Regions from separate parts of the Homo sapiens genome. Here region 2 is linked to region 1. A link is a contact called in ENCODE Hi-C or POLR2A ChIA-PET data. All regions are on one chromosome and are shown on one strand. Each heading gives the region's core, a stretch centred on a gene start or an enhancer-like site at or near the end of the contact. The rest is flanking DNA. Distances are from core to core; before and after follow the strand shown.

Evidence for each region. Hi-C counts contacts between places; a loop is a spot of excess contacts on that map. ChIA-PET counts read pairs that join two places held with the same protein, here RNA polymerase II (POLR2A). Pooled maps may share reads with other maps.
Region 2: a loop to region 1 is called in a pooled map, with 2.6 times the contacts of the local background. The contact joins the promoter of C5orf63 here to the enhancer-like site in region 1. A Hi-C loop is called at or near these places in 3 of 168 maps with a recorded cell type or tissue (B cell, Calu3 and Panc1), 1 of 37 single-sample maps with no recorded cell type and 7 of 50 pooled maps. POLR2A ChIA-PET finds 5 or more read pairs at or near these places in 1 of 52 experiments (K562).

Annotation. Positions count from the first base shown.
Region 1 is chr5:126,996,519-127,002,173 of GRCh38, forward strand. All of the region lies in intron 1 of MARCHF3 (membrane associated ring-CH-type finger 3), which reads right to left. Among named protein-coding and RNA genes, the nearest start is that of MARCHF3, 31 kb to the right of the region's middle. Within about 2 kb of position 1,938, at least 5 of the 41 ENCODE cell types and tissues checked have a DNase peak (open chromatin) inside an H3K27ac peak, as active enhancers do; they include B cell, where a contact is called at or near this core.
Region 2 is chr5:127,070,531-127,075,832 of GRCh38, forward strand. It overlaps C5orf63 (chromosome 5 open reading frame 63), which reads right to left and starts at 2,972. Exons shown (of 5, transcript NM_001164478.2): 1 at 2,921-2,972; 2 at 1,054-1,155. RefSeq lists a silencer at 2,829-3,048.

The DNA.
Region 1 (5,655 bases), core at 688-3,187:
GTTGACTGCAAGGAAGGAAAAAAAAAAAAAGAAAGGGAGAAGAGGGCACACTGGTGGCAGGCTTTAAGAGGGGTTGCAGCTCTTCTTCAGTGGGGATATGGATCTAGGATCTTTAATCCCTTTGAGGAGTGGTATTAGCAAAAAGCACTAATAAGGAATGCAGGAGAACCATCAGTGTAATATTATCGTTACCGAGAAAACTGGAAATCACCTAAATGTTCATCAACAGGGAACTGATTAAATCAATAATTGATTATTTATACAATGGGGTACAACAACGCAAGTAAGAAAAAAAATAAGCGTGAAGAGATAGAAAGATCTCTAGGATAAATTATTTAAAAATCAGAGCGCAGAAGAGTATATGTAATAGGCTCCCATTTATGTTCGCATATATATACAAACTTCTAGGAGGGTGCATACAAACTGTTAACATTTGTTATATCTGGGGAGTGAAAAATGAGGATAAGAGAAAGCAAAAATTTTACTTTTGAATTTATACCCTTAACAAATAGTTAAAAGCAACTCATATGATGACAATGAGTAAGTATTAAAGAATACTTACAGTACTTCCCAGGGCTGACCTGAAATTTAGTATGAGGACAAGCAACTACTGTTATAAAAGGACCAATAGATACCAGATGTTAAATTTAACAACTATTAAATCATTTAATTTAGTAAGTGGTTACTGAGTAGGTTACTGTCCAATCCTTAAGCAGCTGTCAATAGAGTACACGGACAAGTTAATACAAAGAGAAAGGTAACAGATATGATGTGAATGCATGGGAAAGCCAGGTAGTCAGAGAAGACTTCTTGGTGGAGGTGGGGATTAGGGTTTGGATGGGTGAAGCAGAAGAAACACAGAAAGAGCAACAGAATGAGAAGACAAGAAAAAACATGGTGGGCTTTTCAACGGACATGGAAGGGAAGTCAATTTGGTGAGGACTTGTCTCAAAAGGGATGGCAGAATGCTGCCTGAGGGAGGCTGGACCCCCTTACCAGGTAGAACTTCCTCTCTAATCCATAGGCTTTCGATCTCTCCCTATCACTGATACCCCAAGGTCGAAAGGACTGGGTCCTCAGGCCAGTCTGTCCTGTAGATTCACATCTTGTTTCTAATAGAAACAGTAGAATCATCTATTCAGTTATTTTTCTAAATTCCAGTTTACTCAAAATGACTGCATACTTAATTTTTTTGATAAGGCTATGCTTTTCTGCAAATCTCTTCCCCCCTTAAAATTACATTAGATAAATAATAATTCTCATTGCCCATTTGGTACACCTGGTCAACCTAGGCTTGCCTGCTACCACTATTGGGGAATTAACCATTTGTGCTATAGTATTAATATAGCAAAGAAACATAGCCGGTTGTTTTGGAGAATGACTATATTAAGCCTATTGACTGTTTATCACTAGAAAGAAAATATTGAAGCACTTTTATTACAGAAGTCCATTGGAGGCTATAGGCAGTCTAAGAACAACTGAGGAAATATTAAGAGAAAAAAGAGAATATTACCCTATCACTAAAAACTCTCCTGGCTGGAATCATAAAACAATCTGTTCAATGGCAGGAAATAATATATCTCACAACATGGGAAATCTTGGGTCTTGGAGAACTTTTATCTTTTATTTTGTCACAAGTAAATTAGAAAACTCCATGTACAAGGGGAAGAGAGGATTATGAAAATACAAAGGCAGTGTCCAAGTGGCCCATGTGGCAGTGGGTGAGCTGTACAACCAGGAATCAGCCAGGACCATCTGCTGATCAGTAAACAGAAAGTGCTGACTTATGGTGGACCAGAATTCTGCTCTAGTAGCTAAGAATAAAACACCAAGTTCCTGGTCCCTTTTCAAAGCACTCATTGGCTTTCTTCAAGTTGGAGAATATGCTCCAGCTTGGATCAAGAGTGAAACTGGAGAAGCTACACAAGATGGGCATTTGGCCTTTCACCAACATGCTTGTTCCTTGACTTGGCTCTCAGCAAACCCCATGCAAACATTCAGCATTTCACGGCTGAGGCCACACACAGAAGCCATCAGGTGGAGACAGCTGCAAATGTACTTTCTCACACTCACGCTGGGGAGAACAGGCAGGGAGGTGGGGTAAGGGAAGGTCAGGAGCAGGGTAAGAAGGAGGCCACCTCATGAATGTTTTAAAATCCTTCCCAGGTAGCCCACAGATGTTTCTGTGGCTACCAACCTGAGAAAAGCCATCTTTTAAACAGCAGAAATCTCACTCGTTCCCCTGTCCCACTCTCTCCCTGTCAATCCCCAGGACATGCCACAATAAGTTGAGAAGCTGTAAAGATCTGTGGTAAAAAGAAAAAGCTCCAATATGTCTGTGGATGTTACCTAAAGAAGCCCCGAAGTCAAGGAACAAAGTAAAAAACTGTGACTAAGAGTTGGAAAAAATATTACTACATGCCACAAGACATTAGGAGGAAAGTATGTGTGCCAAAAATCCAGAGAGGCTCCCAGAAAGTTCCCTCTCAGCAACCCCTCTCAAGGAGAACCAACTTATTGTACTTTACACATAATTGCTTTTCAGGTCTGCCTCACAAATAATTCCTTGGTGAATACCTAAGTCAGCAAAACAACAGGAATTTTTATACTGATCCTATAATACTGGCAGGGTGGTGAGCTGCAGGGCTCAGTTGGGGCAAACACATAAAAAATTGCCAACTTGCATAAGAAGTTTTTATCTAATGTAGATGATGCAGAAAATGTGTCCATTTTCTTCCTTTTTCCAGATGGCAGACTTTTTTTTCTTACACAATACCCATTTGTATGGCAATTATGCCCAGACCAGCTTTCAATGAGTCCATTAGAGCCGGCCAGTCCAACACAACTTCCTGCACAGCCTGTCCCTTGGGGACATGGATTCTGTTCACAGGGCAAAGACCTGGATGGCTTGACCCAGCTCCCGTTCCTCCAAGCTCTAGACTTCATCATTGTTCTCTCAGGCTACTCTCTCCCTGACCTTCAGATTTGACCCTCGTTGTTCTATTTCTAGGCCTAAATTTACCTTCCCTCCATTACAGCTTCACCAGCCAATCCAGTTGCATTGCAGTAATGTCTCTCAGCTGACTTGGTCGCTGGTATTCTGGCACCTGGCCACTTTAGGGGGGCAGAGAGATATATTTTCAAAACATGCTATTTGTTACCAGATGGTCAACTCCTCTACCAATCAAATACACATCATTTATTTGTTCAACAAACAATGAACACCGATTATTATAAGACTGTTAGTGCTGAAGGTACATCAAATAAGATACTGTCATCCTCAGAGCACTCAGCCATTACTAATGTACCACACTGGATAGAAATCAGCTACCCCATTGAATCCATATTATGGAAACAAAGCAAAATCATACTAATACTTCAGAGTCATTCTAAACTTTATAGCTTTCCAGTAGCTTTTCTACTAGTGAGACTCTGACTTAAGGTTATTAATATTAGAATATATATTACATAGAATATATATTATTCTATAAAGTACATTAGAATATATAAGATCATTAATATTAGAATATATAATATAGAATATATATTATTCTGTAAAGTATATTAATGATCTTAAGTCAGAGTCTCAAGAGCAGATTGAAAGAGATCCTTCATATCATTTAACCAACCTTCGTTTGCTATCTCTAGCCCCCTCCCTTTTAGCATGGCTCCCTGCTAATCAACCTCCCTCTCCCTGTAGCCTCAATAAAAATCTTTTGGAAACATGTTTCTCAGATCTTTTTGAAAAAAAAATGCCTGTTCTCACACTCTGCCTCTTGATGCTAGAAGAAATAGAAGTTTAGGGCACAAAGTGATGTGACAGATCAGATCTATGTTGGACAGTTCAGTGGGCCTAGCGTGGCTAAGTTATTCGGTCACTGAGTTAGATGGCAGCAGAGCCAAGGGGGTTCGAGGTCCCTCTATGATCCCTTACACCCCCAGATAAACCCAACAGTACCAAGTCACCCCAAAGGAAGGAGTAACAAGTGGGACCAGGGAGAACCAGATGCTGCTGAAACAATCTTCACTCCACAGACTCACTAAAGCTAGCAAAGAACACCTGATAACCCATCCAGCTTTACATTACCAACAGGGCAGAATGAAAGGAACTGCAACTGCCTTTGAGCAAAGGTGGTGATCATTCATGACTCTTGAGTTTGCCCTTTTATTTTTATTTTTATTTATTTATTTATTTTTTGAGACAGAGTCTTGCACTGTTGCCCAGGCTGGAGTGCAGTGGCGCTATCTCGGCTCACTGCAAGCTCCACCTCCCGAGTAGCTGGGACTACAGGCGCCCGCCACCACGCCCGGCTAATTTTTTGTAGTTTTAGTAGAGACGGGGTTTCACCGTGTTAGCCAGGATGGTCTCGATCTCCTGACCTCGTGATCCATCCGCCTCGGCCTCCCAAAGTGGAGTTTGACCTTTTAAAAAATTCTAGGGCCAGGTGTGGTGGCTCACGCCTGTAACCCCAGCACTTTGGGAGGCCGAGGTGGGCAGATCATGAGGTCAGAAGTTTGAGACCAGCCTGATCAACATGGTGAAACTCCATCTCTATTAAAAATACAAAAATTAGCCGGGCATGCTGACGCACGCCTGTAGTCCCAGCTACTCGGGAGGCTGAGGCAGGAGGATTGCTTGAACCTGGGAGATGGAGGTTGCAGTGAGCTGAGATTGTGCCACTGCACTCCAGCCTGGGTGACAGAGCGAGACTTCGTCTAAAAAAAAAAAAAGGTTCTACTGGTAGAACTACACAGGATTTCCAATGCCATTTGACAAAGAAGGTAGGAATTTTGTAATTCAGTCTTACTCTTGCCATCTTACAATAATGGGTCAGAAAGGTTCTTATTTTGTTCAAATATCTTAGTCTAAAGCTTCTGATCTAAATTCTATATGGAACTGAACTTTACTGTCATCTGTAAAACAACAGAACATAATATGGTCAATACATAATTCTTGACTCAAACTACAAAACCTGCCTCTCCCCCATGGTACCAGTGTGCACTTAGTTGCTCAAGCCAAAAACTCAGGAGTCATATTTGCTTCCCTCCCATTCCTCACCCCACACATGCAATTTATTATAAAGTCCTGTTTTACTGCCACCTTGAAATCATATACTTCTTTCCCTCTCCACTGTCACCCTACCCAAGTCATCATCAGATCTTCCCTGAATTACTGTGGTAACCTCCTAATGGGTTGCCTTGCTTCCACTTTTGTCCCTGTACAATCTATTCTCCACATAGCAGACAGTCATCAGGGTGCCCACATGATGCAAGTAAGTCACAGTGAATTTGGTCCCGCCAGTAAGTCCTTGAGTGCTGGCCACTGATATAACATGCAGGAGGATGAGGAATAATTTGGATTTGTAATGTCAGTGATCTCATGGCATCACTACACTCTGAAAAGTCAAGCATGAATTACTTTATAGGAGACTCAAGGAAGACAGCTGTAATCATTTGGATGCATGCCACTAGAACACTACAGAATGGACACTACACATAGTGACACATTCTGGAGGATATGGAATGAGAAACAGAGTAAGACCAAGGATGAACTGAGTAGACTTAGTGAAGAATGACATGGCGCAAAAGGATTTAAAGAATGAAGCTGGGAAACCAACAATATCCAGCCACCAGGAAGACGTTAACCCTATCACG
Region 2 (5,302 bases), core at 1,722-4,221, 75 kb after region 1:
TTTGAAATGTTGTTAGTAAAGTAGAAAAGACAAGTGTGGATTTCCTTCAATATTATTTGGGCAACCTAGACTTAAAATAGTGACCAGACTTAAGATAGTGACTCTACAGAGGTCCTCTATCCTTAAGGCAAGACCAAACCAAGATACTGGTGCCCTACATAAGCTAATAATTTGGCACACTTTCAAACAGATACTCTTCAAATATTTGCTAAACAGGTGTTTGGGTGAGGCGTTGCATGGCAGGCCTGGAGAAAGTGTGGAGACAGGACTGGTGGAAGCTTTTAGCTTGCATATTCTAAACAACAAAGGACCCACAACTGACCAGGCCAGATCTCCTTGGAAGGCAGTTTGAGGAGCATCTAATGTATTCCCAAATACACTCTTCCCTGCTCCAAGCTGTTTATTAAAGCATTACTTCTGTCTCTAGTAACAACCTGAAAGGAGGTGACTGCTTTATATTCTTTTCAGTATCTTGTTACATTCTCAATGTTTTATACTTTTTATAGATCCAACCTCCCTTCAGGGACACTATCTTTTCATTTCTATAGCTTGTACTGAGCATTTGCAATGTGCCAGGTGCTGTGCCATGTATTAGAAATATAAAAGTGATTAAGATATTGTCACTGCCCTTAAGAAACTCACACCTTGAGCAGGAGAAAGACTCACAAACAAATAACACAATACCACAGTGATGAAGGCTACAACAGTAAAAAGGCTGTTACTAGATATTACTGGTGAAATGGTCTGAAATCCTTGGAGATGGATACTTTCTAAAAATAGTAGGTAGGTTCTTTCAGTTTGCCTCCATATCTAGGAACTTTAACTTTGGTAAGGATTGGAATAAAAAGAGAGTAACATTTTCATGTTTCCTGTTCTCCGTGGCTGTACTGGGATGGGAAGTTAGGGATGTGGAATCATGTCTAAGATAAACTTAGCCAAAACTTTTCATTTGCATATTCTTCCCCAAATGATTTTGTCCCTAGAATTTGTTATGCAATACTAGGGGAAGGATAGAGGAAGCTCACCTAGTCCCTGCTGTGTAGCTACACATACCTGATCCAGATGATTTCTCCCCTTCGAAATAATTGCAAACAAGATTAAAACTGTATTCAGGAAGTATTCCAGCTGGCTTTTGGCTTCCTCTGATGTACAGTCCTTGAATAAAGCAGTAGCAAAAATTAGATTTAAATAAGGAACATAAAAACACCTCGCTACTTGTACCAGATCACCTCAAGGTCCTGCTATGTTTGAAACCCCAAGGCCTAGCATTAGAGTAACTGAATACATCAGCCAGCTAGAGTATATACAAGTTATGAAATAAAAAAACTTTAATAATAAAAAATAACCTATTTTAAAGGGATTTCTCATAGTGCCTCTGAGTACTTTAGAGCCAGGCATCTGGAACAAAATAGAAACACAGTCCAATCAACTCCCAAGTTGGAAAAATCCTCATTTCTATTACTTACCTGCCAACAGTCCATCTAAATAAAACCACACAGCCACATATTCCTCTGATGAAGGAGACAAAAAAATATTGATCCTTCCTTGGCATGTGGCTACTGCTGCCAGAGCAGGAGGGAAGAAAGACAATCTGAGGATCCTGCCTGTTTAAAGCACCAGCCCCACCAATCTTAATTTTCACAACAGGGTCTTTCTGGTTCCAGGCAATTCCTCAGCAGAGCAGGACGCAGGTTATTGGGCTACGATATTTCACACAGAACCATGATTAGTTCTGCTTTGCCCCAGTATTATCATAATTATCCAATATTTCCAGGGTGTATCTTTTTTCCCCGTGTTTTAAATCTTTCTAATTACCTATAATGCACCCCAATGTATACAGCTCCAAATATTGGTAGAGAGCTTCACATGCATTTTTATAAGCTAGTCCTCAGAATATGACCAAATGAGAAGACTGCGACCTCTAATAGACACCTCAACTTGTTCAGCATTGTGCACCAAGGCATAGCTCTAGTGGCTGCTTAAACAAGACAATGTATACTAATTCTGGGAAATGCGCTAGAAAGTATTGGGATATAACAGATCTTAGACACCATCTCTGTCCTTGAGGAATTGAGAATCTTGGGGTCAAGCTAAGGCCATACTATGGATTTTTTTTTTAAGGGCACTAAAATATAAAGTACCACATATACACTATTTATTAATAAACAAGAATAAAGATCACCCAAGCAAAACATTCCCTGTGAAAGACAGCCTTAGAAACAGTCACAAGCCTAACTCACAATGACATTTTAGTGGGGACTTTTCTACCCTTGGACTTATTAAAAAACTGTATGAGCTGCTATTTGTCAGAAGTGAATATCTGTTGAGAATGTACAGTTTCTGATTTATTCTCTCATTGTTCAGTACCCAGAGGGCTGCTTTTGCCCAATAAGGCTGAGAGGAGATCCAGACAGCTCATCCAGAGAGCCCCGGCACTCACAATGTTCCCTGCTGCACCTTTCAACCTTTTCACCCCAATTAAAGGTCAACATGGCTGCTCAAAAATATTTATTTAAAAAGGCAGTCAGCTCAGCGGGCTCCCAAGTGTGATTACACTACCACTTCATAGAATTCAATTAAACCCGGGACGGGGCATCGGCGAATCACTGGAGGAGTATGAAGTTGAGATGTTTTCTGCTTTCTCGAGATGTTTTCTGCTTTCTCTTAAAAAAAAAAAAAGCTTCCTTTTCCCGCCCGTCATTTATTTACTTCCCAGAGCGCTATCACAGACACACACACACGCGTTTATAATCTCCCCCAAGTAGTTCATGGATTTATGGCTCCCGGTTTAATTAAATTCCGTATAACGACTATCCAAATGGGCAGCACGCGGCACAGCGAACCCCCGCCAGCCTGCGCGTCAGCTCAGAGGCGGAGACCCGCGAGCGCTCACCCTCGGCGCGGGACTAAGGGAACCCACCTGAGCCTCACGCCGCCAACGCCTCTGCTTCCGCCCTGCGCCGGGCACTTCCGCCCGCACCCACCAGGCGCCGGCCCCAGGCCCCGCACTTCCGCCCCACGCCGGCAGCACTGCCGCTGGGCGTTCTATCTCAGGTGGTGTCCCGTCTACGCTCTCAAGGGTGGCCGCGCCTGAACCTTTACTCGTGAAGAGTGACACACAAACCAAGGCCAAACTAAAAAACAAAATACGGAAAAGTGACCCCGCATGTTTGGGAACCATTTAATAAGAGGCCTCAGGTGCGGGAGCCAACTTTTTGAGGCTGCGGAGTCCGAGCCATTTTAACCGCTCTGCATGCATCCATTCTTTCGTTAATTTAATATTTACTGCCTCCTCCACTAGGTCTTGGCTGAACTAGGTTATGGGGAATGCGATGAGCAAAACTGGCAGCCGTACCCTCCCGCAAACTGAAAATCGTGTGAGAAAGCAGATATTAGGAAATTATCCCTTATTAAATAGGCCATGGGTTTATTCAGCTAAGTGCTTTGCAGGGAAGGAATATGAGAAAAGACCTGAGTGGGATCTCGTTGAAGAGGTAGCTTTGGGGCTGGGATCTGAAGGGCGTGGGTTGGGGACAGAGCTCTGCAGGCTGGGGGAAGGGTCTGGTGGAGGATGTGCAGTATGGGTTGTATGCGGAAGACTGACGAGTATGGCTGAGACTTAGAGGGAATGGGGAAGAGAGGTGGAAACAGGCTAGAGAGGGTAAGCGAGAGTCTGGCCATGCAGGGCCTTTCAGGTTTGTGCTAAGGGTAGCCGGGGGGCATTTCTGTTTTATGTGGGAAGGGGATTGAACTGATTGCTTTTCCCTTCTGAAAGGACCCCTTAGCTTTGGGAAGTAGATGGGAAGGGTTTAGGATAGGCAAGAGTAGAACAAGCAGGGAGGTGAGGAAGCTACTGAGCATTCCAGGTTCTAGGTGTGGTGGCTTGAATGGTGGTACAGTAAATAATGAGAAAATGATGGATAATAATTATAGTAATACTCAAAGCTAACATTTATTGATTGCTCACCAAAAGCTTTATACTCATTAGTCTGTTTAATCCTGAGAACAATGCAATTAAGTATTACTAGTACCATTTTACAGATGAAGTAATGGAGGTTTAATAACTTGCTCAAGTTCTCACAGTTACAAAACGGTAGATTTGGAATTCCATCTCATGCTGTCTGACGCCTTAAGCTTACCACTATAAATTCAATGTGTACTCAGTGGTTTTAAAAAAGATACAAAGCAAACCAAGGTCAGGAATGAATTCTTTAAACAAACCACACTGATTATGTGATGTCGCTAGAGGCCACATTAAGATAGTAGAATTTACAAGTTCTTTGTCACTTCAGCATTTTCTGATAGGCTAAAGAGGGAATTTTGTGACTGTCAACAGACTACCTATAGTTATTTTTGAGTTGATGCACTCTGATAAGACTTAGTTTTTCTGGAAAAAAAAAAGTCAATTGATAAAGCACAGTCCACCTAACAGTTGCTGATAGGATACCTTTAAAGAAGGAATCTGGGATCTAGTTATAAACACCTTGGTGGGGCATGAGTATCTTAGATATTGTGGAGTGACAGAAAAGCTTACTAGAAATGTAACTCCAGATCAGCTTCCAAATCTTATTTATTGTTGGAAAACAAAGGTTTATAAAATCACTTGGACTTATGAAACCTGATTTCACCCACTGAAGGAAAAGAATGGATTCAACCAAGGCCAACAATGAAGGCTTTTAGCACTGGTTATGAGTAAATTTCTCTAAGGAGCCAAAAGTTCATAAATTTTCAGAATTTGAGTTTAATCAGTAAGAATTTCTTGGGTTTGTAAGTGATAGCGGAAGACCTGGAGCCTCCACATTATTGTTTTGGTTAGAGGGAGTCCTGTCGAATGTCTAGGAATCCCTGAGAACTCACTATGGTTGATACCCTCTTTGGGAGTGCCTGGCTGACTGCCATGAGCTCAGAGGACCAGTTTAGCCTCTAGGTCCAGGGCCTACAGTGCTGGGGAAGGGAGCTCTGCTTGGGAAAATATCTGGAGTCTGGCCAGGAAAAATGTCTACAAAACCAAAAAAGAAAAAAAAGGACACTCATAGCAAAATTAATGAACATTTATTAAATGATCACAAAATTGAACACTGTGTCAGCTTCATTAATGGATGGGTTTAGCATTTATAACAACTTCATTACATTGGAAAACAATTTTTAGATGAGATGCTCTCACCAAGTGAGAGTTCCTGAGTATATGTGATGAGTGTAGAGAAATTATATTTTAACTTTTAGCCACATAATTTCACAAGCAAAATTTTAAAAATCCTTTTATAGAAAAATTATTAAGTGTGAAATGTATATACCTTTTAAT